4 separate regions of the Homo sapiens genome follow, and all the other regions are linked to region 1. The links are chromatin loops, found by intact Hi-C in ENCODE. Cell type or tissue: Calu3. All regions are shown on one strand.

Region 1 (8,000 bases):
TGGTGCCAAGATCAATACCAATTGCAGGTCACTTAGACACAGATGTTTGTGTGCATGGTCAGCTCAGATTTCAAAGTGAGACACAGAACCCCAAAAGCTGCTGCTGTGTTCAATGAGACCCTTGTTTAATATTCCTTTTATGTTGGGAAAACAAACATTAAGCCGCATAAAACATCAAAAACACTAAGCTAACCTCCTTCTTCCTGTCTTCCATGGTTTTACTTCTGAATATAATATGTCCTTTTAGTGAGAAAATAAAGTAAAATAAAATATCCTATAAATCTTGGTTAACAAAACTTGACTAAGAATATTCTGTAAAACTTTATTAAGAAAAAAATATTTTCAACTACCACCAATGTAAAATAATGAAATATCTCTCCCTCTGCAAGATTTCAAATCTTTGTCTAACAAAAAGCCCCATATGTACAACTCACATTGGTTTTCACTGGAGAAAATCAATGGCAAATGCTAAAAATTTCCTCTCTTTGCTGTAGGGCCTTTATTGTTCCCCCTTTTTGCTATAAGATAAAACCTCCAAACTTGAGATATACGTGTAGATGTGTCTGACAGTCATTTATTTCCCACTAAATCATTAGACTTTCTAACATTGTAAGAGTCATTGAAAAATTATAAAGTTCTTTTGATTCTGGGTCCACTGAAAAATTCGTCTTACAAATGCACTACCCTGAACCAGCTCTGGGCCCTGGCATACCGTTCGGTTGTAGAAAGATCTTTTTTACTCTAACATATCAAGGCATCACTGCCATGCCTGAGCTTGGTTTCTGATTTTGCTTTACAGAAGTAAATCTTGGAGAAGATAGATCATAGGATAATAATACATAATATCAACAATTGGGTTTCCATAGTGGACTTGAAGTATGTAATGTGTTCTTCAACTAGAACTGGAATATTGCTTAGAAATTCCAATTTTTACCTTGCTTAATCTTCTCAACAGCAGGGGTTTGAGGTAACCATGGATTCCACAAGTTCAAAACTTTTTAGCTACCCTGTTTTCTCTTTCTGCCCCACCTAAACTATTTTACTTGAGCTTTAGCATGATTCTAAATACACTCTTTTCCTAAGGAGCTGATGGTTCTCAGAATATATGTATTTCTTAACCTCATACATTAGATTTTAATTGTAAACTATGCTGATCCCATTAAGTAAGAGTTTTAAAAGACATGTTTTATAGTTGACTTTCAAACATAGGTGTAACTGACCAAAGAAAAAAATGTAATTCAAAAATAATATCCAGAACTTTCTATTAATTTGTCTAGTGTTAGACTATGATAGTCTTACCAAAGGAGACTGAAAACTACAGAGTATGATGCAGGAATTCTCTCATAATGTCTCACACTATCTTCCCATTTGTGTACCTGAGGAATGTAGCTAACATCTTATTGCTATTGTTTGTTTCATTTAAGCAAGTCTTTCCTAATTAATTCAAAATCTGTGGAAAACTTTTGGGGATATCTCATTATAGGCATCAGTGGCTCACTCATGTCTCTCTATCATATTGAATTCACAGTTTTATTTTCTCTTTAATATTTGCTCACTCCATCACCTTCCACTTATTGGATAACAATTACTTTATCATCTCTCTAAATTACTGAGGATATCTCTAGTTCTGTTCATTCATTCCTGGTGTTGGTTCTAGAAGGGAGAAGCAGAGGCAGGACTAGACTCTGGATATCCTGAGTCCAGATTCCTAAAACAGATTACACTAAAGGACACGTATCACAAAATATCACTATCATTTCCCTTTAACTGTGTGTAGGCCATGTTTCCCTAAAATGGAGATAGTCAAGGGGCTTCCAAAAGGAATTAACCTTCCCAACTGGCTTTCAGCTTTATTTTCCAGAGGGCAAACAATTTGCTTTTAAAATGAAGTTCTTCAAATCCCAGGCTATTTACTATGTTCAATAGTGTTTTGCTTTTTCTGGCATAGAAATTCCTTTAAGAGAAAGGGAACCTTAAAGAAAAGGAGAGGGAGAGGGAAGGAGAGAAATTACCTCTGTATGTTTGCCCCGGCCTCTTTGTCTCTGATATTTAATACAGGGTCTTTCCTTGCCTTTATCTGTTGTAGGTTGACTCTTCGATGAATAAGCAGGGGTATAAGACGGCAACTGTTACATTTGCATTTTTACTCTATAAATAAAACTCAGGCTTCTGAAAATGAAAGCCTAGTTCAGTCTTTCTTTTGCCATGTCTTCCCTCACATTAGTCATTCCTCTGACTTGTTTCAAAGGAAACTGCAACCTGTAGAGAATAGCCTGAAGCTGCGGGGAGAAAAAACCTTTGACAGCTGTCTGGGGCTTTGCCAAGGGGAAAAGTTCTCTCTTTGGATAAAAACCATTTTTCTCCTCTTATCCATTGCTTCCCATTCCACTACTAAAGGCCCTAGACAAACACGCAGACTTGCCAAGCATAACATGATCACACCTAGCCAGCTATGGCAGCCAGCCATGGGAGATAGGCCCTGAACCAGGGCTGGTTGCTGTTGGGTTTCCACTTTCATCTCAGGGTGTGTCTAGGCAGGTTCTATTTTCTCTTCTTCTTTTGTGCTGGTATTAATATTTCCAGCACAAGAGAAGAATACTGTCTTTGAGTATTTTACAACAGCGGGTAGAGACACAGATAAGTTTCCTGATTTATTTCCTACTCTCCTAGGAGCTAATCTGGCAAATTAAGAAAACTGGAGGCAGAAATAAATGTCCCCGTATGGTATGTTCAGGTGGGCTGTGTTAATACCTAGAAATTAAAAGTACATACATACGGAGAAAAACCCACTAGATTTCTAATACCTGAGATGTATAGCTGCCATAGGAGAATTTTCTAGAATTTGTTAAAGGAAAATAACTGAATATGAATGACCATCCGCTTTAGATGTATCATTTCCCTACACTTTCTCTTTTCTTTTACGAAATTTTTCTTTCCTACTTTACTCTTACCTACATACATTGCTTGGCATCTCATTATTTTTAGATCTGTGTGCAGCACAGCTATATGATATCAACGCAAAAATTCCACTGGTTTGAATGTACTGAAATAACAATATTTGATTCAAACTGTACTATCCTAAACCTCAGAGAGTAACTCTACCAAATCATTTTCATTTGTGCAAGCATAGTGGAGACGCAGACCTGAGATATCATGCATAGCAATTGAGAGGATAAAGATCTTGTCCAAACACTGGCAACATGCCATGAGGAAAAGCTGCCATAAGAAAAAATATATATTTTCAAAGATCATTTTATAGTCAATAGAAACCAGGTTTTCCTTCCTTTTTTTCCGCCTTAGATTTTATTACACTTAAACCATTTTTGTCGGAGCAATGAGGAAAATTCATATTTATTTTTTCTAAGTGTTCATATTTTCATTCAGCTATACTTTCTTGCATTAAAATTTCTAATTATTTAACAATTTGATATCAAAAACTACGGCTTGAATGTCATGATATTATTTCTTTGAAAACTTTGGCTACTGCACAACTACAGCTGCAAAGTCAAAAGTGATTTTTTCTTAAGTTGGAGGGCTTTTTAAAAACTGTGTGCAGGCAAAATCTTGCTCTGGGTTTGATTTTAATGATACACCAACCAGATTGAACCATAGGCATTATAAGCCTACTATGAATTGTCTTTGACTGAGCCTCAAACATGCAGCCTATAATTGGACAAGAGCTTTGTATCATTTGAGCTCCATATCCATTTTGAGTCCCTGCTTAATCTATTTAATGCAAGGTTCTTCCATTATTGAGTTGACGGATTCCGCTTGGCTGAAGGTTAAGTGCTGGAAATAATGACTGAACGTGCAGACTTAGATCTTTAGACCAACATCCAGTTAAGAATATGTTAAGTAAATGCAAAGTGGATAATATTCTAGGACGTTTCTAATCTCTCTGGTACAGACCTGGGACAAATAACTAAATATCCAGAAAGTATCAGTTTCTTAATACCAGACATTGAAAATTTTTGTTAAAGATAAAGATATTCTTAAATTATTTATAGAAAAACATTAACAGACTTTTAGTACAACCTCTTTGATATTTCTTCTAATTCATAATAAGCCATTATGATTTTATTGGTATAAAATTTGGGGTCAAAGTCAAATATTGGGACTAGTTCTAGTATCTTCAGCTCCCTAAGAATGACCCTCTTGAATATTTTGAGAAGTACATTATGTTTTTGGAGCCTTGTCATGATTCTAATTAGTGCCAAGTTTAAATGGTTCAGTTCCATGGAGACTGTTTCCAACTTCTCTAAAAACTGAAACAAAGAAAAGCACCATTAAAAAAATCTGTCCTTACTGTCAATCATTTTATTCTCTATGACTGCATCAATTGACTAAAGTTTTCCTCTCCAAAAGAATGCATTAGTCCATTGAGAATTCAAATGTGATAAAAGAATCGTTCTATACGAGGTACCTTCCTAAATTGCAATATGTTTAAACATAAAATAGATTTAGGATGTGGGAGAGGTGATATTTTCTGGAAAAAAAAAGTCTAATTATAAGGTGTTTTTTCCCCTTTATTTTTGGATAAAGGCACATAAAATTCATTTGATTTGAACCATTTTGAACTTTTTACTCTTACCACCAGGGGGCAGGTCATGCTAACTATTGATTTAGTGGATGCTGAAAGGCACATAAGGCAATTTTAGAAAGAAGTATAAAATTCCCTAACAGTTTCTTTGCAGACTCTTTAGGAGAAGAGCTGTTGAATTGTTCAAAGTGTAATTTTCACACTAATCATAAAAGAAACTACATAATTACAATTTCAAACTATTAAATACTTTGAAATTAATTTTTGTGAACTGTTTGTTCCTTTTTTATTTTTTAATTAAACATGGTTTCATTTGAACTGAAATTATAAATTACTCAAAGGAAATTGAAAATAATGGCTTTCCACGTGTTCTCATGTTTATAGATCAGTTTCTTAACAGTTATTTCAAGTTAGATTTCAAATATCTTCATTAGAAACAATCTTCAGAAGAAATAATCTTCATAAGAAAAGAATTCACTATGGAAACATTATAAAATGCAGAGGTAATTTAGAAAATTTTTGAAGGAGAAAACTGGGTTTAAATTTATTAGAGGCACGCTGCATTTATTTACAAGTACACATGATTCCATATTGACTCTGTTGTCCATTCATTTAATATTATTGATGATAAGCTATACAAATTTTATTGGAAATAAGTGTGAACTTCTCAGGTGCATAAACAATGTCTTTACTTTCCTCCACATTTATTTTCAGTGTCCAAGCAAAACCTATGACCCACTGATTAAGTCCACCCGAGATTTTCCAGATGATGTCATCAGTTTCATAAAGCGGCACTCTGTGATGTATAAGTCCGTATACCCAGTTGCAGGAGGACCAACGTTCAAGAGAATCAATGTGGATTACAGACTGACACAGATAGTGGTGGATCATGTCATTGCAGAAGATGGCCAGTACGATGTAATGTTTCTTGGAACAGGTAAGCTAAAACTAGATTAGGATTTTTTCAAAAGGAATTTTTCATTATTAGACAAAGAGAAGAACAACTTCAAAAATATTTATTGGTCAAAATAAAAATGAGTAATTATTAGATAAAACCTTGTCAGCATTTCTTAAAATTATGTAGCTTTTAATTGATAATCATAAATATCTCCCAACTTCAAATCTGAGATTTCAAAATGTATTTGACAGCAATGTGTCTACTCTACATTACATGCTCAATACATATTTGTTGAATGATTTTGAACTACAATTAAACAAGTAGGGCAAAGTAATGTTTATTTTCAAACTTTGCCTTTCCCTCTCTTTGCAAGTATATTCCCAAAAGATTCCTTCACCTGATTTTGAGAATCACTGACTTAGTTGACTTAAGATAGATTTTCAGAAACATTAAACATTACTTTGTAAAGACCTTTAAATAGAAACTTCTTGGAGATTATCTTTCTTCTTGAATTTTGTGCATTAAAATGTATTTCCTAGACTCAGATTTTAAGCCCATTGTATTTTTTCTTTGTCTGTCAACTCAGTAACTATAAAATGATTAAAATGTTTTTATAAAAAGAAAAACTTAATCTCAAAAAAAGTAAAAGTATTAGCTAATAATGTCATGGGAATTCTACTGGCAGTAAAGATAACATGTATCATTAAAACAAAAGCACTGTATTCCATATCATATTATATAACTTAATGGATCAAGCATTTCATAAAGAATTAAAAATTAAGAATTTTCAACAAACAAGACTTTTTATTAGAATAGATATTTAAGAGTTCAAAACAATTTTAGAATAATTTTATTTTTAAAAATTATGGATCTTATAGAAGTTAGGTTTATTAGGAAGTATGTGTGTGACGGAATCAGAGGACCTTTGTCATTGATTGTCAAACCTGATTATTTTGAAGATGGCAATTCCACAAACCAGAAAAATAAGGGATATTCCCAAGACAAAAGAGATGGCTGTTGAAGGGTCAAAAGTAGAATTAATTAGTTGCTATTAATTCCCACAAGTTTGACGCTTAATTTGTACTGTCCACCCAAAACTAGGTGTTCAACAGTTCACTGCAATGAATGTCATTTAGCCACTAGGTGGTAATATCTAACCTTTACTGAGAAAATTATAGACTGCTAAGATAGGTTTTTAATTTTGACATTTGGAAAAATGTACATTTAATATTCTTTAAAGATCCCAGAGTTATTTAAAAACAATTAAATAATTCAGACTATTTTGTGCGAACAGGATCATTATTATATACGTTACTATACTCCAACCCCAGTGCTCAGAAGTTTAAAAATGCCTATATTATATAAATTAAAGTGGGATTTTTTTTTTCTTTTTCTAAACTGTTCTTTTAATTTTCTTTCTGTACTAACCTGACACTTCATTTAATTTCAATGTAAGATGATGTATTTAAGATACCTCTTTTAAATGTCAATTTTTGGTTTGCATTATCAACCTTGTATTAAGTTGAACTTAAATAATTTTAAACAAACCTTCCATTTCTCATCTATTAATAAGGATTCTGAAGATAGAATACATTTGAAGAGTGAGCTACAATTTCCCTCAGATAGCTTCAATGATTTTTTTGTTCATTTGACAACATTATTAAAAGAATATATATCTGTCTTTCATGGTGAATTGGATATAATAACTACTTAATAAATATATATTACATGGAAGGAAGAGAGAGAATTTGTTATTTTAATATATTTTTAACTTTTTCAGTTAAGGTCCAAAACGTTTGCTCTATTAACGTTTCAAACAATATTTAAATTATACATATATATCTATATATTACTTTTGTTAAGAATATACTCTGAATATGCATCCTTTAACATTCTCTCTATAAATGGGTGTTCTACTAGCTAAAAGCTATATTTTGGGAGGACAAAACTTAAACATTAAGCTTCAGTTCATGCATGTTTCATTTAATCTGTTTTTTGAAAGGCATTTAAAGAGAAGTGAGGGGAATGATTTGCAGGTTTCTAGGGATATGCTTACCACTAATTTTTGAGATAGAAACAATGGGATCATGGGTTATGCATTTTTTCAGACATTGGAACTGTCCTCAAAGTTGTCAGCATTTCAAAGGAAAAGTGGAATATGGAAGAGGTAGTGCTGGAGGAGTTGCAGATATTCAAGGTAAGACTCAGTCCAGAGTGCCAGGAGAAAAGATGTTGAAACTGAGTAGCGCTTGTTATAGGGCACCCTTGTTTTAATACATCATCAGGTTACCTGAAGAAGCCTTTGAAATTAGCTTTCTTAGTTTTCTTTTCCCAAAGCAGTGGAAAAAGTTTTATAAGCGACTAGGAATGGGACTCACCTTCCTCTGTAGAATACCGCTGAATTCAGGGCTCCCGGGATTGCCTCTCATTACTGCATTCTCTAAGCATATAGTCAGACAAATTGCCACATTAAATGAAAGCCTGGGGTCTCTTTTACTATCCAGATGCTTTTCTACTTTATAAATTTTACTTTTCAATTTTTCCCCAATTGAATTTGAGAAA
Region 2 (8,000 bases), 410 kb after region 1:
TTACATGAAATGGGAAATCCCTATTCTTTGTCTCACCAACTCTCTGATGGCAGTAGTTTTGGACTAATAATGAGTGTGCTATGAAATTCTCCAGAGGTATTTAAACTGGTGTTGGAAGTTTCTTTCCCCTTGTTGTCACCATACTGCATTATAATTAAAAACATAAGGTAATCTCTTCTTTATCAGCAAATAGTTCAAGTAGCATATCTAGTCTACAATTTATGTTAGAAACATATGGACATTCAAAGAAAAACATTTGAGTAATCTTTTCAGAAGCTATTTAGAACAACAAAATATTAGTAAACCAAGTCCACAACATGTAAAAATTTATATACTATGACATCATGGGACGTATCCTAATAATATAAAGTGCTTTAACACACACATACACACACACACGTATGTGTATATATGTAGATGTTTTGTGTGTATATATATGGATGTTTATATCAAAATAATCATCTCAATATGTAGAAAAAGAATTGATGAAAACCAACACCCATGTATAATAAAAACTCTCAGTATATTTAACCTAGTAAAGGCCACATAATAAACACCCTATAGCTAACATTATAATTAGTAATAAAAGTAAGCTTTCCTTCTAAGATCTGAACAGTTTCAAGGATGTCTACTGTCATCACATCATTTAACATTGTTCCAGATATTCTGGGGAATAAAACCAAAGAAGAAATAAAAGGTATCTAGACTAGAAAAAAATAAGTAAAACTGCCTTTACGCATCATGATATGATCCTGTATACAAAAAGAAAATCCCTAAGGAATCCTCTTCAAATGTATTAGAAAAAATAAACAGCTTAAGCAAGATTATGTGATACAAGATTGATATATCTAAAATGAATTGCATTTTAATATATAAGCAATGAACAACCCAAAAATAAAATCAAGAAGAAAATTTTATTCACATTGTTATGAAAAAGAATGAAATACTTAGGCTTGGTACTGTGCCTCAGACTTATAGCCCCAGAGGTTTGGGAGGCCGAGGTGGAAGGATGACTTGAGGCCAGGAGTTCAAAACCAGCCTGAGCAACATAGAAAGATCCCATCGCCACAACAAGAGTAAAAAAAAAAAAAAAAAAAAAAAAAAAAAAAATAGGAAGAGGAAGAAGAAGAAAGAGGAGGAGGAGAAGGAAAAGGAGAAGAAAAGAAAAACAATGAAAAATTTAAAAAATTGATAAAAAAAATAGCTGGGTGTGGTGGCATGTCCCTGTATTCTTAGCTACTCAGGAGGTTGTGAGGTTGTGGTGGGAAGATTGTTTGGGCCCAGAACTTCAAGGTTATAGTGAGATATGATTGCTCCACTGCACTCCAGCCTGGGCAACAGAGTGAGACTCTGTCTCTAAAGAAAATATAAATAAAATAAAATAAAATATCATATTCAGAAATAAATTTAACAAAAGAAGTCCAAGAATAGTACACTGAAATTTATAAAACATTGTTGAAAGACATTAAAAGTGAGCCAAATAAGTGGAAATATATTCTCTGTTCATGAATTGGAAAACTTAATATTGCTAAGATGATAATTCTTCCCAGAGTAATTAATAGATTTGATATAAATCTTAACAAAGTTCCAGCAGTTTTTTTTTTTTTTGGCAGAAACTGATGTTGATTCTAAATTGTAGAAAATCTAAAAGACCTAAAATCGCCAAAACAAGTTTGAAAAAGAACAAAGTCAAAGTACTTTCATTTTCCAATTTCAAAACTTATTAAAAGTTATATTTATCAGATCTGTGTGGTATTGGCATAAGAATAAACAGGTAGATTAATAGACTAAAACTAAGAGTTCAGAAATAAATTCTAACATTTATGGTCAATTGTTTTTCAAAAAAGGTACCAAAGCAATTCACAAAAAAAGATTAACTTAGAACCTTGCCTCATACCACACACAAAAAGTAGACTGTAAATATTTCATAAAGCTACATCTTAGAATGAAAAAGATAAACTTTTTTAGATGACAACAGGAAAAAATCTTGGAGACTTTGAATTAGGCAAATATTTGAATAGGCAGCGCACCAAAGAGAATACACACACACTGATACAGACACACACATACAGATATTTAATGCACGTGTGTATACGTATATGTACGTATGTGTGGGTATATTTATGTGTAAGAATGTAAGATGTTCAACATCATTAGTCATTAGGGAAGTGCAAATTAAAATCACAATAAGAAAACACTTACATCCACTATGTTAGCTATAATAAAGACAGATAATAGCAAATGTTGAGGATCAGAGAAACAGGAAACCTCCTATAATGCTGATATGCAAGTAAAATTGTACAGCCACTTTGCAAAGCAGTTGGCAGTTTATTAAAAGTTAAATGTAAATATACTATAAAACCTATTATATTCTGTTATTATGTATCTAAAACGTATTTTTAGTGGAATCTAGAAGAACAGGTAAAATTAAAATATGTGAAAAATGTGAGGAAAGTATATCCAGTGGGGAGAAGTATGTGAAAAGATAGATAAATTTAGAGGAAACATTATTATGGCTATACCCTGTGAATGAAAAACTGAAGGAAAGAGACATAAAGGTGGATAGTAAGGTGGATGTCCACACAAAAGATCTGTGCATAAGTTATTCGTGGAAGTATTATTCAAATAGCCAAAATTAGAAACAAACTAAATGCTTATCAACTGATGAAGAAATAGACAAAGTGTTATATATCCATACAACAGAATACTAGTCAGCATTAAAAATGAACAAGCTACTGATAAATGTTACAATATCAATGAAACTCAAAAATATTATGGTAAGTAAAATAAGTCTGTCACAAGAGACCACATAATGTATAATTTCATTCATAATTCAATAAATTTACTGAAAATTTATTGAGTTGTATAATTTAAATTATAATATGTAAAATATATCTCAAAGTTGAAAAGAAATCAACAGAAGTCATTTCATTAAACACTCAACTCTAGGTTGGACCACACAGCAAATTAAGGCTGACAAATAGTGGAAAGTTTACTAGACTGCCTGTCACAAAGTAAGATTCCAGGTTCTAGCTTCTTGTTGCCAATAAAAATGTTGTGTTTGCAAGTTCCTTAACATTTCTAAACCTCAGAAGCTTCATCAGTTACAAGAGGAAGTTGGAATACGTGATTCCTAAAATCTCTAATTAGCCGTAAAATTCCATCAGTCTACTCATTTCTTAAAAATTATAGGAGACATTCATAAAATCATAGAATGGAGTGTTAGAATCTGAAGTAATATTACCACACCTTTGCCAATTTTATCAGTTTTGTAATTTTAGAAATACTTAAAAGAGTAATTTTTACTTAATTGGGCCAATTACATTTCATCGAGTATCCCCTCTATATAAACTCAGATGCTATGGAGACAGGAAAAAATGCATAATTCCACTTCAAAAAATCTTAAATTCTTAAAATATGTAGAAGTCACAAATGGATTCTATAACTCACAGATAAATGTAAAAAGCACTGACTCATAAGAGATGCAAATAAAACTCTAGAGGATTTCAACGTCAGGAGAGATTGCTTATGACAGGAAGACAATAAAAGCCTACATTTTATGGAAAAATATATTTTTAGTGGAAGCTAGAAGAACAGGTGAGATTAAAATATGTGAAAATGTAAGGAAAGTATATCCAGGGGGGAAAGATAGGAAGGTTTAGAGAAAATATTATTATGGTTGTACCCTATGAATGAAAAAGTGAAGTAAAGAGACAAAAAGGTGGAGAGTGAGTTTGAGCCAGATTGTGGAGGATGTTGAATGTCAGGCAGCCTCTCACTGATTGTTGATGAGGAATTGCCACCAACTTTTGAGCAGCAGCACAAGTGTATCAGAGGTTTGCTCTAAGAAAATTAATCTGGCCAGCCGGGTGGCTCACACCTGTAATCCCCGCTCTTTGGGAGGTTGAGGAGGTGGATCACCTGAGGTCTGGGGTTCGAGACCAGCCTGGCCAACATGGTGAATCCCCGTCTCTACTAAAGTTAGCTGGGCGTGGTGGCAGGTGCCTATAATTCCAGGTACTCAGGAGGCTGAGGGAGAAGAATCGCTTGAACCCGGGAGGTGGAGGTTGCAGTGAGCTGAAATCATGCCATTACACTCCAGCCTGGGCAAAAGAGCGACAGAGAGAGAGACTCTGTCTCAAAAAAAAAAAAAAAAAAAAAAAAAAATTAAAGTAAATTAAATTTAAAAAGGGGAAATTGGAAGTTGTGAGACTGGTTGGAATGCAAGATAATAAAGAAGTGATTATGATTAATTATAGTGAGAACAAAGAGTTTGAAATGCATGTAATTAATACAGAGGTAGAAATAATAGGCCAATATATGACCAAAATAGAATGGGTAATAATGGACAATGTTTTAAATTCTTAACATGCCGTCTCATTAAATTCTCGAAATCGTCCAATTAGACAAAAAATTATTGCCCCCATTTTATAGATTAGAAAACAGCACAAAAGATAATCCAAGTTTCTAAATATCCGTGGATGAGTTGGATTCAACTCTAGCAGGTGCAACACATTCCATTCGGATACAGGCCTCTTCACAGGTTCTGACTTAAGTCGTGGTAGCTGAAAATATTGTGGTTTCAATGGGTACACATTATGAGAGAAGACAATTTGGGAAGCAATAAAAAGTTCGGTTATGATAATATGTTTTGTTTTCCTTTACTATGTGTATGTATATGTCTGTGTGTGTGTGTGTGTGTGTCTGTTTTGAAAGTCTATAGTTCATAAATAATATTGGAAAAACCAAAACAATAGAGAATCTATGAATTTTTAAGTGAAAATCCCTATTGAAATTCTTGCATTATAATCTCACTAAGTCACTTAGTTCATGATTATGATCTTCTTTACAACAGAACTTTATAATAAGCAATTATATCCTCCTATAAAGGAGCAATATATCTTCTGTTACTTTCAAATTTCCTATACTGTTAACATTAAAATAATACAAAATAATAATGTAGAAGGTTTTTAAATTTATTTTTTAATAAAGGTAAAATAGGTAAAGAATTATATTTATAAACTGTGTATACTTGTAAATATAATACCTAACTAAAAAATGTAGATATTATTAAAAATCTTAACGTTGGTCCTTGCATTGAGGTTATGATTATATTAAATATTTTTCCTTTCTGTTTGGAGCTTTCTTGGATTTTCTAAGGGTTTGACATGCATTACTTCAGTCTTTTTTTTTTTTTTTGGTAAACAGAATTAAAATAAGAACTTTAATTATTATATCAAGTTCAGGTTCTGATTAAGTTCTGAACTGCTTCCTGAGTTACTTTTTTTTTCAACGAGCATTGAAACTTGTGATCTCCAAGAGTTATGCCTCTTTCCTTCCTTCCTCCTTGTGATTTCCCATGTTATAGAACTGATGTTTGCCTTAATCACATTTTGTTAACTATTGTGTACTTTACTGTGACAAGGAGTGATTGTTGTCTATCTAATATTTAGTTTATCCTTCTTCCTTGAAAACAGGACTTCAGTTTGATTGGGAGTGGCACACCACACAGTGAAAAATAAACAAAACAAAACAATAACAACAACAATAACAACAAAAACTCTGCATCTTGATCTTCCTTAAAGATTAAGTGCATGTGTGACACAGTTCAGTTGTCATGTGCACAAAGATTACTCAGTGTCATGTGCACATACCATGTGCTATGTGGGAGTAGGTGGTAGAAACTTACCAAGTAAGAGTCTTAAAGATGCCCTGAAGTATGCCTTTGTATTTCCTCCTTATTTCTACATGAAACAGACATGTTGACTGGAGATGCAGTATACATCTTAAAAATTAGTATTAGAAATGAATGCCTCTACTTTTATTATGCATTCTGATTAATTTAATATTACTTATAGAGGTCTTATTTCTATTAGGCCATAATAATCTGCCTCCTGTTGATACATCAGAATAAATTAAGCACAAAATATGCCCCCATGTGGCAGAATGGATTGAACACTTAGATGAAGTTCCTATTCTTTCCATTAAACAGTGACAGAGTGACAACAAATATTTCTTTTGGCCATAATTGATAATTGATGTTGAGTGAGAATTTATTTTCAATGAGAATTAAGCATCTGTTTTGTTCCTTTACAGGACATTTTTTCTCAGAATGATAACTCCATGTAATTATCAGAGAGAATAAAAATAATAGTGTAATAATAATAAACAATATAATAATAATTAAGACTTATTGAACTTGGTATGCATGAACTTTATACAGGAACATGAAGTACATGATATTTAATTCTCACAATTATTACCAAGTAGTCATCTCTATTTCCACATTTCATGAAGAAACAGAGACAAAAATAGGCTATTTAACTTGCTGAAGATCACATAGCTAGGTAATGGCAAAGTCATAACTTAAGCATTCTTCTGTTTGACTTCAAAGAGTCATGAAAGCAACGAATCCCTACACTGTTTTTGTTTTTGTTTTACCATGTTTTTATTTCCTTTGGCCAGGAGATATCTCCTACTTTATCTAAAGTGATGCCTACTTATGTGCATATAATGTACAAAGAGTTTAGCAACAAAATTCTAACTTTGACTTATTCCCATAACACTTTGAAGGGATCAGTCATTACTGCTTTAGGTCTAGCTGAGCATTAGTACAGAGAGAATATGTTTTTGTCTTCCTTTCAGTAAGATTTGCACAATGATAGTATTTATGACCTAAATAAGCACAGAATTCTATTTATCGTTAGAATTCTACATATGTAAAATAAAATCGCCAGCAATATATCACTGAAACTATTTTTGAACTGCGATCTTTTATTGATTTCTGAAATTTACCGGTAGCTAGTTGTTCATTCTGTCATTATCTTTTCATAGACTTTCTTATCAATAGTTAAAGAAAATAAAGGCTGGATTAGCAATAAACACTGTAAATCCTCTCAGCAGACATACATTCCATAAAAATTAGATAATAAAGCAGGAATAAAGAAAAGTATATACAGTTTATTTGGGGATAACTATATGATTATCTTTCTAATCGGTGTCTGATTTGCATTAGTTCCACCTTGATTGGTTATTAGACACTAGGCGTATTATGACTTACTTGCCTGAACTTCAGAGAAAACAGAAAATTCTGATGTAATCAATAATAATGAAATTAAGTTTCTTAAACATACAATGCAACTACAGAAAACATATGCCATTACAGCTGCAACAATAAAAAATCAAATAAAATTATGAAACTTGCTGAATTGTATTTGTACAGTTTTAGCACTTTTTTTGCTACCTAAATTTAATACTAAGAAGTTGCTTTTCATAAGTGCTGTTTTGGAAGAATTTCATGGTCAGCAGTCTAGTGTTCCACATCTGTTAGAAAAGCCTACCCAGGGAGTTGCTTTAGCACTAGACACATGATTAGGCACTGATAGATGCATGGCATTTAGTAATACCATTAAAATATTCTACACTGTACAATGGCAACAGATGTCTTACGTTCTAACAACTAATCAAAAAGTAAATCAACCAACATAAAAAACACATCTGGAATCCTAGAGATGGAAGAATTTAGTCATATATCATTTCGTGTTATATCAAATTTGTGTTAATTTGTAAAATGCTGTGCTGGATGTTTTTATGTAAATGAAGTAAAATATACATTTTACTCTTTGATCTCCAAAGTCATTTACTACAGAAACTCCTTTGTCAGGTTCTGAAGTGCTTCTTCCAGGGCCTGAGATAACTCAAGCTTTCTGAAATAATTCTCCTTATTAAAGCAATATGTTCAAAGTGAGCAATGCAAGTCCGCAGGGAACACTGCTGAGCAAGTAATGGTCTGATGGTGAGTTGATGGACTGTAATAATGGTCCCAGCCAATCCGGAAGGAGAACTGACAGCAGTTCAATTTGTAATGTATTTCATATGTAGAACGTATTCAGAAAAGAGTCCTAAATATTATTATTTTACATCAGTCAATTAAACTATGCAAATCATGGTATTACAGCTTTGAATTAAACTTCAGCCATCAGCCTCGAATCATTGGGAAT
Region 3 (8,000 bases), 550 kb after region 1:
GGGTCTTTACCTATGTCTGTATCCCCCGTTTGCTGTTTAATTGGCTATTAGCTAGAACTGATTGATAGACATAAAGACTTTTTTTAAGGAATTGACAGCTATGTAAATATAGCACTTAACCTTAAGCACTTAGCCATTAACCTTAATCACTGTCCATTAACCTTAAGGCACCCCAGGTTTCTCCCCTTACAATCCCCCAAAGCAGACCCTACTTGATGCATTTTTTACCATGAAAAATAATCTTAGTAGAATGTCTTTATTATTCTGTGGATAGCTGTAAAAATTATATTTTGAAAAAGAACACTTGACCTAATTGTTTTATAGTTACTAATGTATTTTCCAGATGTCCAAAGAAAGATAAGAAATTGGGAAATTGTTTTGAGGAGCACATTAGTATATATTTGACAAGAGAAGGACTAGAGGATGCTTTTATAAGTATGATTTTATATAAGGTTGATAATCACAGGCGTGTCATATCACCTTCTATTTAACTTAGAAAATTTATAAAAAATAAATAATATTTTCTATAGCTATTGCTAAAAAGATTTAATTATTGTTAATTCCAGACATATGGGAGTAACTAATAATTTTAAGAATAGAGACTGCTTGATATTTTCTAACTAATGTCAAATTATAACAGAGAAAAAGAATAAATGAAATTCCTTTCTTTAAACATAACACTTTAGATTTGTTTTTTTTTAATATTCTTGTCCCATAAATCTAACTAATTATATTGAAATATTACCTTTTAAAATAATCCTTTGTAGTCTATAAAATCTATATTTTCTCTTTTGGATGTTTCACAAAGACCATATAAAATAATAATTATACATTATTGGAAAGAAACAAAATTTCATGTTAATATATTCCATTTCATTGTATTTTTTATATCATGGTTTTATTTTCACCAAGATCTATATTTACTAAGCATGAATTGAGTAAAATAACATTACAAAGTTGCAAAAAGTTTTGTATGTAATTTTATATGCAATTATGTTTTATGACTAATCCTTGGGGTGAAAACAGTAAGTCAGGGAAGTTCCCATTGTATTCTGAACATAATACATCTTAGGGTGAGGTCAGGTAGAGTGTGGGAGGATGGCTGGGGATGGGGAGGTAGAAAGAACACCTTGCTTATTCAGGAAAGCAACTTGATACTAATGGACTGATTATTTTTAGCTTTGCCAGAGTGCTCAGTTTTGCTCCAAGTCCCGCAGGGAACTGACACTAGAAGGTGTGAGCAACTGAGGGCAGGGGAGGGTCTCTCTTACCACTAAATTTCAAAGTATATTTTAACGAATGTGAAATCTCACTGGAATAACAAACCAGTGTAACATGATGACTTCAACTCTAAAAAGATGTTACCTCAACACCAGGCTGCTTAGCTGTTCATTTGGAATTTTACAGTTACCTAACATAGGAGGAAGGTGATAATGAGGGTGACTTGGCAAAAGAAAGTCCAGGCAGAATGAGCTCCACAAAGGCAAATCAAATGCCAACATTGACCATGTGTTTTGAAAATCAACAAATCAATAACTTTCACGGAAATTGCATGCAGGTCGTATGTTTATTTCATTCACTGAACATTTTTACCATGCAGTCATTCATGACCAAGAGGATGCTCTCAGAGATAGACATATGCTAAGAGGATATTAATTCACTGTTTCATTCTTTATTTTGTAGATCTCACACCCCAACACCTCTATAGATATGGAAATATATCTTAGTTATATCACTATACATAGGCCTTCTTTTCACACAAGATGATGAAAAAACAAGCAAATTTAGCTGAGAATCTGAGCAAATAAGTGGGAGTAAATTTCTATCTTTTCAGAATGTCTTCTCCAATATACACATTTTATTTATTTAAACAACATTGCTTGAGGAACCATTTTATGCAAAGAATATTTTAAGTCTTTTTTTTTTTTTTTTTTTTTTTTTGAGACAGAGTCTCGCTCTGTAGCCCAGGCTGGAGTGCAGCATTGTGATCTCGGCTCACTGCAACTTCTGCCTCCCAGGTTCAGGTGATTCTCCTGCCTCAGCCTCCCGAGTAGCTGGGACTACAGGTGCCCTCCACCATGCCTGGCTAATTTTTTTGTATTTTTAGTAGAGACGGAGTTTCACCATATTGGACAGGCTGGTCTTGAACTCCTGACCTTGTGATCCGCCCACCTCGGCACCCCAAAGTGCTGGGATTACAGGTGTGAGCCACAGCACCCTGCCTATTTTAAGTCATTTTAATTGTTGAAATAGTGATGTAAACATATAAAGGATTTTTTTTGAAAAATATATATATATATATATATTTTTTTTTTTTAACAAACACATGGCATATACTCTACCATACTGCTTTTTACTCTACAGAGGAACAACTAGAAGTAAGATAAGTCTCTTTCCTTTAGCACAAGTGTTAAGTGTTATAAAAGAGGTTAATTAAATACTGGAAAACTGATCAAAATGTTATCTTATTATTTTTTTCTTCAGAACATGGCTAAGAATTATTAATAATCGTAGTTATGTCTCTAAGTTACAAGAAATAGTCAACTTAATGTCAGCACAGTGAAGAGCAAATTATTGATATTGTGCAAGTTTGTTTCTTGCGTTAGATTTTCAGCTACAATGTAAGAATCTGGAATCAATAATTTGTGCGTTTTCTAACTATATTTTTCTACTTTATCACTTTTTGGTTAATTTATCCGTTTTAATTATTACATCTAAGGAATACAAGATTTTAATATCTTATTTTTCTAGGTAATAGCAACACAATACATTCAGTATTTACAAATGATAGAATTTTATATACTTTTAGGCACTTGAATGCCTACAATGTTGTAGGCATTCATGCTATTTGTTGGATGTTGTTTCAATTAAGCACTGTCAGTCTAATTTAATGAAACTATCTTCAAGTGTTACTACTCTACTGCATTATTTTGCAGACTCTATATGGGTGTTTGGCTCTACATTTAGACGACAACTAAGACACATTGAAAAAAAATTTTTTCTTTTCTTTTTTTTTTTTTTGAGATGGAGTCTTGCTCTGTCACCCAGGCTGGAGTGCAGTGGTGCGATCTCGGCTCACTGCAACCTCCGCCTCCCGGGTTGAAGCGATTCTCCTGCCTCAGCCCTCCTGAGTAGCTGGGATTACAGGTGCACGCCACCACGCCTGACTAATTTTGTTTGTATTTTTAGTAGAGACGGGGTTTCACCACATTGGTCAGGCTGCTCTCGAACTCCTGACCTCATGATCCACCTGCCTTGGCCTCCCAAAGTGCTGGGACTACAGGCATGAGCCACCGCACCTGGCCAAAAAAAATTTTTAAACAACTTTCTTTATCTTATCTCTAAGTTCTAAGGAAATATAAAACTTTTATGGAAATTGAAAACTATCATCATGCATATTGTATCTTTCCTGCAAAACTGGCTTTATTTGTATGTTTTACTAAGATGTATCTTAATCTAGATTCATGTGAAAACTAAAGATTAAGTCTACCATGACAACAAAACCAGTCCAAAAAAATAATGCTGAAACATTTTAGGGAGAACTGCAAAGGTTGAGACTATTCTATAGGGAATAATTTGCTTTGATCCAAGTGTCTAGGGATGAAAGCAGAAACAAGTGCCACAGGTAGTCTGGAGTTCTGTAAGTAAACCCATATTCCTGTACTCATCATCTGTAAGTTAACAAATTATTTGCTCAGCACTAGTTACTAATGCTATACTGGAAAAAAAAGTGAAGCAAATAGGGGCACCTCCGACTTTCCAATTAAACCACCAGGTTGCATGTTATGTGAATTTTCTTTTTAAAAATCTGCCCTTGAAATTCATTTTGTGATCATATTTTTATATAATAGATTTAGGTGAGCGTGTAAAACGTACCCCAATAAAGTCTGCTCTAACATCTGTATGGCTGCTTTTCTCACTTGAGATTTTCTCAAATGTTAAAAATTTAAGGAAATTCTATCTGTTTCCTATGAATTTTTTAACCTTAAAACAGCAACCAAACAAACCACCACCACTCCAAAAGCAATGACAAGGAAACAGCACAAGCACTCATCACATTCACAGACACCCTGACACAGAATGAACAAACAAACATATAAGCAGACAGAAAAAACAAACCAACGACAAAAACAGACTCTCTCTCTCTAACAATCCATTATTGTTAGGAAATTTCAGGTTGAATATGTATAGTTAAAAAAAAAACAAAACACACATTCACCAGGGAGTATGAGATGGGCTGTACCACTCCCCTCTTTCCCAGCCCCTGCACTCCTGGGACCCGGCACTCTTGGGGGTTGGGGGAGAAGGGGGAGCAAGAACTCTGGTGCCTCCAGCCCATCTGAGGCCTTAGGTAAGAAGAATGATGTCACAGATGTTTCACTTTTTTTTCTTCATCCTATTTCCTTCTCTTTTCTTAGGCGTTTAAATAGTTTTCTCTCTTTATAGTTTCTCTTCACTTTTTTTTTTAAACCTCTAATATTTCTCCAAAGCGTTCTGATCCCCTAAAATAGAGAGACAATTCTTCTGACTAAATATAAACATTTATTCCTACTGGTCCTTTGTATTTTCTCTCCATTTTTACTGTGTATGGGGCTTATTTTTTCTCAGGTAGAAGCAAGGGTGTTAGGATCATCAGCAGCAGTTCTGATCTCTAGGGGTGTATTGAAGAATACCGGCTATTAATTAACAGTTTATGATGTGCCTCACACTCTGCAGAGGAAGCACTCTATAAAACTGTCAGGTAGTAATAACTCAGCTCCCTTCTTTGGGCTCTGGACCCATCAGCTCTTACACTCCTGATGGGGAAAAAGAGTCATCTTCCTCATTACACCTACCTAGAGGATACAGTGTCAAGTGTAAAAGCTGCTACAAAGAGGAGTAGTCATTAAGTATTTCAAAATGATTTCAAATGTTACTCTGGGAGAGAGAGAAAAAAAAAGGAGCAGTCCTCAACATACTGTCAAAGGAGGGAACTACACAATCTGCGTAGGGGAGCAGAATTTCTCATACAGTAATTTTCCTATCTGGGAAACAACCTGTCTTAGGAACAAGCCTCAGATTCGCTTTTTTCAAAGTCTGTCTTCACTACACAAGAAGGCTTGTCCTAGGTGAAGTTTCTATGTAATGCTGTTTTTGAAATACAATTTGCATATTTTTATTCGTTTTCTCACTTAAAATAATAGACTGTTTTCTCTAGCAAAGTTCAGGTTTAGCTCTTTTCTCTAATCATATAATTTTGTAATATTATGTTATAGTCAGATAAAACAGAAAGAAACTTATTTCCAAGGCTGAGAGATAAGAAAATTGAAAGAGTTAGGATTCTCCCACTTCTTAGTAGATGAGACCGAAAGCCATTGTTGCAGTGATGGAAAACACACAGCCATGGAGGGTTTGGAACTGATTCAGATCTTCAACAAGATCCTGACTTATGTGCGGCTCAGGGATCTGGTCTTTTGCTCAATAAAGGTATGGAAAATAGAACTATAACTCATTCCTGACTCAGCACAGTGTTGTTAATATTTGTCTTTTTAATGTTCTTAATTTAAAATTTTACTCTTAGAACCAATGTTTAGTATTATTTCTATAATTTTGAGGCTCCTAGTCATTATTTAAAATGTTTTTGTTAGTTTCTGTGCAGTCTGATTTATCAGATATTTATATTTAACTATTCCATAGAAATTAAAATATTTAGGCCAGGAGCAGTGGCTCATGCCTGTAAACCCAGCACTTTGGGAGGCCGAGGAGGGTGGCTAACTAGAGGTCAGGAGTTGGAGTCCAGCCTGGTTAGTATGTTGAAACCCTGTCTCTACTAAAAATACAAAAATTAGCCAGGCGTGGTGGTGCACACCTGTAATCCCAGCTACTCAGGAGGCAAGAGAATCTCTTAAACCAGGGAGGCAGAAGTTGCAATGAGCCGAGAATGTGCCACTGCACTCCAGCCTGGGCAACAGAGTGAGATTCAATCGCAAATAATAATAATAATAATATTATAATAATAATAATAATACAAAAATATAAAGTATATAAGATTTATCTATAGATGACATTTTAATATTTCCCAATTCTTTGTTCCTGTGAATAATTTTATTCATTTTAAAGTTATAGTTATAGAGAATAAAAAAGTGACTAAACACAAAAATTTATAATAAAACCTTCAGAGGAAATAACAAAGAAGGAAACTAATACTTAAGAAGTATGTAGGTTTCACACACACACACACACACACACACACACACACCATTTCTTTTTTCCCATTAAGCCCAAACAATACTTCTCTGAAGCAATTTTATGTATGGTATTCCAAAGAGATTAAGTAAATTATAGAGTTTCTTATCTAGATTTAGTGGCAGAGCTGTAATTTAGACCTAGACCTAATTCCAAAATCAAGTTTTGGAACACCGAATATACAGTACCGTTTTTAATGCCACTAATGCTGTCACATGAGGATCTCTCTAAACTAATAGCAGTATTAAAAGCTGTTGTTAATTATATCATCTGCCACTTTGGGAGGTAATACTACTTCTTAAATGTCAATGTTTCCTTTTGTTTGAATGTTATTTTTCCTTAACATAAGCTATTGATATGATTATATGGATCGATTTGGTTTAGTGGGATTATGTTCTTCTGAAATAATATGGTAAATTATGTAATGCTAACAGTTTAAGAGCAGGATATTGTTTTCTGATTGAGTTCCTCTAATATGATCCTGTGCGACATATAAGTTTACTTTTAACAGAAGATTTTATTTAGCTCTAAAATATTTAAAGGTGTTTTGAAATTTGACAAACATTGAACATTGTATCTGATAGAAATGTGGTGACATGTTTTAGCTGAAAAACAGAAAACAAGACACACAAAATACAGATTGAAAAATGGAACAAACATTGGGAGCTTCATGATACAAATACAATACACATAATATAATACGAAGCACGAAGCACTAATGCGTTTTAGCCTATTTGTCTAATAATGAAGATGTTAGTTAAGCTCTCCTTGCAATTTAAGATCTACATCTTTACCTCAGCTCCTCCTTGTCCCAACCCACATCCCATGAAAGACCAAAGTCTTCCTCAAAATTTCTGCATATTTCTGAAGCATGTGTTCGAGTGGGGGAGTGGGAAAATATAACTCATGTTTGTCATTGTATCTCTTGACTCTAACCTAACTTTTCCTCAGTTCATGAACAATATTATCATTTTTCTCTTTTACTTATATGGACATGTAATCACATACACTCACACATGCCTGCTTTTCTATTATAGCCATATATATTAATATTTTATTATAGACTGGACACTCATTTTAGGTTAAGTAATCCTCAGAGATATGTACTATTTATTCATTGAGTTAGTCTCTTAAAACTGTATTAAATTTGGTTAGCGATCAGTGTCAGGTCAATGCAATTAATAATAATCATGGGCATTAACCTAAGATACCAAAAGAAAAAAAAAAACCTGAAAGTCAGATGATTTGAAGATCCACTAATCCTAATGTGCTTTTTACAATTAGAAGCAGCAAATTTGTATTGGAATAAGGGATCTAAAAAAAGATTTCCCCAGCCAGCCTTATGTATAAAAGTATGTTTCCCTAGAAACCAAGAAAAATATGCACAGAAATATGGATGGTTTAGACTGTTTCTTTTTGGTTGGGGGAATTGGGGATTTTGTTGCACTCTAGCAATTCCAGGTCTAGATTTCATAACGCTTTCATTCTCTCTTTCTCTCATGAGGATATAAAGCCATTGGGATAGGTTGCTAACACAATTTCTATTTTTGTCCCTCAAAAACCTGGTATTATTGTCTCACAAATCTAAGGTTTGCTTTTTTAACATCACTGTAAATTTCAAGGTCTTTTGATTCTTCCCGCATAGACGTGTTTAGTTATGCCATAGAAAGACAAGATGTATTACATTAAGCAACATTTCCAACATTTCATTAAAAATCTTGCACTGAAAAAAGATACTTAAATATCTCCTTTAGGGATGTCCTTACGTCCTTTTA
Region 4 (8,000 bases), 1.1 Mb after region 1:
TATCATTTCCTCATGAAGATATTACTCCACTTCCAGTTGCATAAAATGAAGTAAAAATGCACTCTAAAAAGTAAAGTGGGATGAAAGGGGAAGAAGGAGGACAAAGGGATGTATTTTGACAGAGAACATTAACAGCAAAGTTAATTTTACCGTGAAGAGAGGGTCTTTTTGCTTCATTTCCTAAATAGTTATTTATATTTTATTGTAAATTCCTTTAGGTAAATTAGCTATTAAGTAGTGTGGAAATTCTTGATGGTTAAAACATGTTCTTGGCCGGGCGCGGTGGCTCACGCCTGTAATCCCAGCACTTTGGGAGGCCGAGGCGGGCAGATCACGAGGTCAGGAAATCGAGACCATCCTGGCTAACACGGTGAAACCCTGTCTCTACTAAAAATAAAAAAAAAAATTATCCGGGCGTGTTGGCGGGTGCCTGTAGACCCAGCTACTCGGGAGGCAGAGGCAGGAGAATGGCGTACCTGGGAGGCGGAGCCTGCAGTGAGCCGAAATCGCGCCACTGCACCCAGCCTGGGCAACAGAGCGCGACTCCGTCTAAAAAAAAAAAAAAACCATGTTCTTTACTCAAGGACATTAATATTAACATTCAAATTAGAGCAAGCGTATATCAAAAATATAACAAAATTATAAAATTGTTTTATTAATGTTAAATTATCTTCATAACGTCTTCTACTTAAAACCTAATTTATGCATGGACACTTTACACTTTTTTCTCAATTTCTGACCTTTAATTTTTAATAATGTCATTTAAACATCCATGCAGTAAAAAATTATTACATTGAAACAATTCTATTCCATCTACAATATGTACTGTGTTTCTAAATATACTTGCCAGTTCCACAGCCCCCACCTAACCCTCGTTTCCCATAAATTTTTCACAAAACTAAGTTGTGATAGTTGTAGCCAGGCCCTTCCCAGAGCTCCTTTCCGAGGACTCCCTGCCTCACACTTCAGTTGCAGGCTTCTTCAGAGATTCCTCAGCTACAGCAAACTGACTGCTCCAGTTCCCCTGTCCACCCACATCTGATGACTGCTGGGGTCAGGAATATAAAAGCCAGCCAGTTTGACTTAATTTGGGACTCCTCTGATGTGCCATTGTAGCTCCAGAACTTCTTGGAGGGTTGATTCCTGTCAACTTCAACTTCTTACCTTGAGTTTGGACTTTGTCTTGGCCCAGTCCTACTTTCTTACCCTCCTGTCCACATGGGATGACCCCAATAGTATTCCCTGGTGAACACTTTGCAGGAACTCCATCTCCTGCTTCCAGAGAAACCCAAACAGCAATTCAAGCTGAAAGACAGCCCTGTTGTGACCATGTGATTTTGTTTTGTCCTCTTCTATAGAAAAAGGCTTTATTCTTTAACTTAATCAAAATATCCTTCTCTCTTATCAAATCTTATCAAATCCATATTATACTTTTAGATAACTAAAATGCTACAAAATATATAGTGTTTGGCCATCATGTCTATTTTACATCATTGAAATATTTTACATAATCCTATATGTGTGTATGTCTATGTGTTAAAATACTGATATATTAATCTAAATTTTAAAATCTGAATATTTTATTAGAGCAATGTTTTAAATTTGAGCTGATGTTACTGTAGAATATGAATGTTTATGTATTTTAAGCTAATATGTGCCATAAAGAATATATGCTTTTCATAACTTGAGATGGTTGAAATATTTTATCTTTACAAGTTAATAAAGTGGTACTCAGTACCTTCAGCTTTAAAAAAAAAAAGGCTTTTTCTTTCAAGAACTAGAATTTTAAGACAGAAGAAAAATGCCCTCTAGTGGTAAATATTAAGAAAATACTTTTTAGTGTATTAAATTAATATGTTTAACAAATATTTATTAATTTTCTACTATGCTTTGGTTGCTCTGGTTAAGTCCCAGGACACAACTGTGAATAAAATAAAAAAGGGTACAAGACCTCTTCTGATGTGCATTACGGTGAGAATAAGACAAACTTTAAAAAGAAAACAATTAAAATAAGTCCATATTTAGTGTATAAAATGAAGGGAACAAACAAGAATCTGAGATAGAGAACAGTGAGAGGAAACTTGCTTTAATTATTAAATGCCATTTATGCTAGTATTTCTAGGAAGCGTCAATCTTTTAATTTATATTTTGTGAACTAAAGGTGGTTGTCTTTGTTGCTGTTCCTTTTTTTAAAACATTCAAGACACATGACGGTGTAAAACTAGAATCTCAAATCAAAAAAAGAACCTGGAGCTAAATCAATTGTCCAGGGACATTTTGGAATACTAATTCATATACACAACACACCTAAAATTTTGCAGAGTAATTTTTCAGGTTTTGCAAAACAACAAAGAAAAGGAAACCCACCATATTACCAGTAGGAGGGATTCACAAATGCATAATAATTCAGAGCCCTCCTCTCCACTACAAGAAAATAAATAAAACTCATGTGAATTCCCTAATCCTATCAATTAGATGAGCAATGGGGAAAAGAAAAAGTTTTTCCAGATCCTACAAGATCCCACTGCCTCCATCATTGATATTCCCTGAACTTGTCAAAGTTAGTCCCAAAGTTAAACCTAACATGCTGCTTACAAATTGTCCCTGGGCAACTTCAATCTCCTAAACACATCCACAATTCTAGCGTTTTTTACAAGTAGTTCAAGGCCGGGTAAGGATAGTTGCTAGAAGAGGTAACTCCTGAAATCTCAGTAGCATATTATAATAAAAATGTGTTTGTTTGCTTGTTTGTTTACTTTAGTCCATGTAAAGTTCAATGAAGTGTTGCTGATGAGGAGTGGGGAGGAGTAGAGAAGGGACGTATTTTCCTGGAAGCCCTAAAGGGTCTCAGGTTATGGAAGCTGTAATACTTTCAACTCATGCTCTCTCAGGTGAACTTGGGCATCAAAATCCAGCTTGTAGATGGAAATGTAATCACACAGATAGTCTGAGTTGCATGTATCATTTCACTGCCATTCTGTGGCCAGTAGTTATTTACAGGCAACATCTTACTGCAAGAGAGTCTAAAAACAGGTCATTCATATTCCCAGGTAGGAGAAGAAAACAGAATGACAAACAGCTACACATCATTATATAACATTTCAGAAATATATCCACCCATTAGTTTGATTATCAAACAGCAACAAACTTGGAGTATCATTTTGTTGATAGCTAAAAATTGATTTAAAGAAAGCTTCTTTATAACAAATTTTTATGGTTAATAAAAAACAATTTATGTGGAAATGAATAACAGTGTTAGTTTGAATTTTTAATAATGTATATGCATTTTGAATTTTAAATTTTTAATGTGTATCTATCCCTAAAGAATGCCACAAACTCTCAAAGCCTTTCTAAATGACTACTTAAATAATTTTATGGCTGGGCACTGTGGCTCATGCCTGTAATCCCAGCACTTTGGGAGGTAGAGGTGGGTGGATCACTTGAGGTCAGGAGTTAGAGACCAGCTTGGCCAACATGGTGAAACCCTGTCTCTACTAAAAATACAAAAAAAATTAGCCAAGCATGGTGGCAAGCGCCTGTAATCCCAGCTACTTAGGAAGCTGAAGCAGGTGAATCGCTTGAACCCAGGAGGCAGGGGTTGCCACGAGCTGAGATCGTGCCACTGCACTCCAGCCTGGCAACAGAGTGAGACTTCGTCTCAATAATAATAATAATAATAATAGTAATAATAATAATAATAATGTTATAAAATATTCTACATCCTGGAAATATTATCTAATAAGATCACTATGTTATCTCTACGTTGTGCCATATATATGCTTTTAGTAGGAGACTACATACATAGCTTAATGCAAAGTATTTGTATTAAGGGAATTCGGAGATTCTACATACAGAGTCAGGCCTAATGGTGATAATATTTTAAAGTATACTGAATCTAAATAGCTGAGTTTCCTGCTCAAGCAAAAGCTATGTAGACAAATGAGCAGTTAGGTTGTAATATTGAAACTGAACATAGATAGCTGAGTCCTTCTTCATGCTTAATGATTGACAATGGGCATATTGTATTGGGTAGTTAATGCTGTGGACTAATACACTTTATAACCAAATCAAGCTCGATATTTTGTTTATGTGTCTCTCCTCTGAGTAGAAGAGTTTTCAATGTTATTGGAATATTCAGGATGTTGATTTCTACATTGCATAATATTAATCACCCATGGATTTGACTTGAAGCCCAAATCTGAAACCACTCCTCTATTTACATTTTTTCTTAGCATCTTTTTCATAGCCTTGCATACACTGACATTATTCCAAGCTATAGTCCCCTCACTTTTATATCTGGCCACTTCCCACTATTCAGCCTCCTGTGCAGGCTAAAATCCACTTTTATTATAATAATTGGTACTCTCCCAAACATACAATGATCTGCAGTGTTTCTCAGCCCTTGCCTGGAAGATGCTTTTGTGCCTTTTAAAAATGCTACAATTCTAGCTCAAATGGTACCTCTATAAAATCTTCTCCAACTCTTTCTCCCACCAAAGATTTAGCATCTCCCTTGACAATGATCTCACAAAATTACAGTGCCTTTCCCAACGAATTTTGTGTTTGCCTACCTCCCCCAGTACAATGAAAGCATCTCAAGGAAACTACCTTTTCTGTGGTGTGCTTGCTTCGCTAACTAGAATATGGCTTAGAAGCCAGTTACCTGTGGCTTATGGGCAGTGATAAAACTTTGTAAGTGATAAGACAATCAAAAACAAAAAGAAAGCACACTGTTTTGGATGTCTCTAGGCTGGATTTAGGCTGCATGCTACCAGCTTGAAATGCCCTTGATTAAGGTGAACTTACCAAGGCCTGACTGTATGTGTTTTGACAAATGTATTCTCAGTGCCCAGCCCAGTGCCTGACCCAGGATCCAAGATCAAGAGCTGTTAATAAATAACCAAATAACTGATGAATCAATGAAAATAAATGGGGAAAGAGCTTATTATTACACCAAAAGCATAACTGATTTTATTTTTGAAACATATTTTGCCCAACATCACATGCTGTATCTCTGTGCACATTTCCTAATCTGTTGCTCTTTTCCCATCTGCTCTAAAAGCATCAACTTTTTAAAATGATTCACAAAGGATGCTAGACAACTCTTAATTTTCTGGTTTATAAACCAGCTAATAAAGTAGAGAAATCTGGTATTACATCGGGTAAATAAATAATTCACAGGGCCATTTGTTATAGGTGAAGATAAAAGAAATTGTGAATTATAGGGCCTAACAACTAGTAATGTGAATGAAAAAATGTCATTCCAATGAATGAAATGTATATGAACGTTACATTCATTTATTCATTTTTCCCCTCAGGATTAAGGTAATCATATTCAGGAACTAAATACTCTAACAGGACTCTGAATAAAAGAGTTGAGGCCAGAAAGCAGTTTGTCAGCAATCATGGAGAAAATTATTTTAAGTACACACCCACTAAAAGATCATGTTCAGCTGCTGACATGGTTTGGCTGTGTCCCCACCCAAATCTCATCTTTAATTGTAATCCCTATAATCCCCATATGTCAAGGGAGGGACCTGGTGGAGGGGATTGGATTATGGGGGCAGTTTTCCCCATGCTATTCTCATGATAGTGAGTGAGTTCTCACAAGATCTGATGGTTTTATAAGTATTTGTCAGTTCCTCCTTTACACACTCAGACTTTCTCCTGCCACATTGTGTAGAAGATGCCTGCTTCCCCTTTTGCCATGATTGTAAGTTTCCTGAGGCCTCCCCAGCCTTGCAGAACTGTCAGTCAATTAAAATTCCTTTGCATAAAGGCTACCCAGTCTCAGGCAGGATCTTTACAGCGGCATAAGTACGGACTAATACAGCTGCCCAGTATTTCCTTTGTTTTTGTTGAGAAAAAGAGAAATGGCTTTAAGCTTTTTAAAATAAATTACTCATGTGGCCAAGAAGCATATGAATAAAAGCTCAATATCACTGATTGTTAGAAAAATGCAAATCAAAACTACAATGAGACACCATCTCATACCAGTCACATTGGCTATTACTAAAATGTCAAAAAATAAGAGACACTGGCCAGGTTGCAGAGAAAAGGGAACACTTATACACTGTTATTGGGAGTATAAATTAGTTCAATCATTGTGAAAAGCAGTGTGGCAATTCCTCAAAGACCTAAAAACAGAACTACCATTCAATCCAGCAATCCCACTACTGGGTATATATCAGAGGATTAGAAATCATTCTAATACAGCGACACATGCGCACGTGTCCATTGCAGCACTATTCACAGTAGCAAAGACACGGAATCCACCTAAATGCCCAACAGTGATGGATTGTATAAAGAAAATGTAGTGCATATACACCATGGAATACTATGCAGCCATAAAAATAATGAGATTATGTCTTTTGTGGGAACATGGATGGAACTGGAGGCCACTATCCTTAGCAAACTAACACAGGAACAGAAAACAAATTACTGCACGTCATCACTTATAAGTGGGAGCTAAATGATGAGAACACACGGAAACAGACACTGGCACTTACTTGAGGGTGGGAGGAAAAGGTGGAGCAAAAAAACAATACTGTTGAGCACTAGACTTAGAACCTGGGTGATGAAATAATCTGTACAACAAACCCCCTTGACATGAGTTTACCTATTAGGTTGGTCCAAAAGTAATTGTCATTTTTCCATTATTTTTAATGGCAAAGACTGCAATTACTTTTGGACCAATCTAATATATAACAAACTTGCATGTGTACTCCTGAAATAAAAATAAAAGTTGAAAAACAAATAAACAAAATTATTGAAAATTTATTATAAGTAGAAGGTAGGTGGCAACTTAAACCAGCTGCTAGTAGAAAACCTAGCTCCTGCTATGATGAGTTTTAGTGAGGAGCAGTTGGTTCTAAATGATAGTTTGAAAACCTAAGAGCATTGGCCTCTCCAACTACAGGTCAAAAAAATACAAGAATAATTTGTTAAAGATCAAGGAAATAGAAAATCTTGATACATTTTCTCACACAACTACTTCTTCTTAAATTCATTCTAAAGTAAATTAAAATACATGTTGGAATTTATTGTTGTCCTTTCCTCTTATGCTCTGGCTTGGGAAGGACAACTTAAGGTTGAGAATGATGCCCTCTATAGCATGATAAGCTAGAGACTTAGTTACAAGTGAACACTTTGTGTGATCCTTTTCCTCACTTGTCACTCCACTAAATAATCTTTTTATCTCTTTTTCCACTAGAAAAGTGGGTCTCAATGTGTTTTCTGTGGACCCCTTGGGAACCCCAAGTCCATTCAGTGGATTCATAAGGTCAAAAATATATTAATAATACTAATGCATCATTTGCCTTTTCACCTTCATTCATACATAGGTGTACAGTGGAGTTTTTTAGAGGCACCCTTCTCTGTGCAATGTGACAGAAGATGACAGGAGAATCTTGCTCTTTTTTACTGCCAGATATTATAGAAAGTTGCTAAAATGTAAAATAATGCCACTCAAACTGAATTCTGACAACAACCTGAATTAGTTTGGGAATGGATTTGTCACTAGATCCTCCATGAAAGAATAGTCTTGCCCACAACTTGATGTGTTCCTTTTGCAATGCAGAACAGAGAAGCAGCCAAGCTGCATGGTGCCTAGACTTCTGGCCCAGTGAAATTGAGAGATAATAAATGGATATTGCTTGATGTGAACAACAAATTTACAAATGTTTGGTATTCTACTCTGGTGACAACAAGAAATTAATATAGGAGATAACTAATCCCATGGTTTTGATTTTTAAAGGAATGTGCATTCAACAAATATTTGCCAAAGAATACTAGTGAGACGTGTGGAAGTTAAGCATTTTCTAGTACTCTAGGTATATAAGATAACATATTTTTTCATATATAATGTGTATACAGATTAGTATTTTGTAACTACATGTTATGACACTGGAAATGGAAAGATGACACTCCTTTCCTTTGAAACGATAAAATAGGTTTTAATATTACTTATATTAAAAGCACTGTGAGTAATGTTTCTATTG

The links. A loop is a pair of places that touch in the nucleus more often than their neighbours do. Peaks named below come from ENCODE experiments on the same cell type or tissue, not always from the same donor. Only the 100,000 strongest peaks of a DNase experiment are listed, where the experiment ranks them.
Region 2: a loop joins it to region 1, with 6 times the contacts of the local background. A loop is called at or near these places in 12 of 110 quality-filtered maps.
Region 3: it touches region 1 in a loop (4-fold over the local background); 5 of 110 quality-filtered maps call a loop at or near these places.
Region 4: a loop joins it to region 1, with 16 times the contacts of the local background. A loop is called at or near these places in 70 of 110 quality-filtered maps.

The regions. Positions count from the first base shown.
Region 1 is chr7:85,019,868-85,027,867 of GRCh38, reverse strand. It overlaps SEMA3D (semaphorin 3D), which reads left to right. Exons shown (of 19, transcript NM_001384900.1): 13 at 5,255-5,477; 14 at 7,547-7,635. It also overlaps the pseudogene HSPA8P16. Among named protein-coding and RNA genes, the nearest start is that of SEMA3D, 160 kb to the left of the region's middle. In Calu3, no CTCF peak of the experiment used is centred here; a DNase peak (open chromatin) is centred at 4,597.
Region 2 is chr7:84,612,953-84,620,952 of GRCh38, reverse strand. No RefSeq gene overlaps it. Among named protein-coding and RNA genes, the nearest start is that of LINC03017, 84 kb to the right of the region's middle. In Calu3, no CTCF peak of the experiment used is centred here; no DNase peak of the experiment used is centred here.
Region 3 is chr7:84,471,380-84,479,379 of GRCh38, reverse strand. It overlaps a transcript of SEMA3A not described here. Among named protein-coding and RNA genes, the nearest start is that of LINC03017, 57 kb to the left of the region's middle. In Calu3, no CTCF peak of the experiment used is centred here; no DNase peak of the experiment used is centred here.
Region 4 is chr7:83,928,144-83,936,143 of GRCh38, reverse strand. No RefSeq gene overlaps it. Among named protein-coding and RNA genes, the nearest start is that of SEMA3A, 260 kb to the left of the region's middle. In Calu3, no CTCF peak of the experiment used is centred here; no DNase peak of the experiment used is centred here.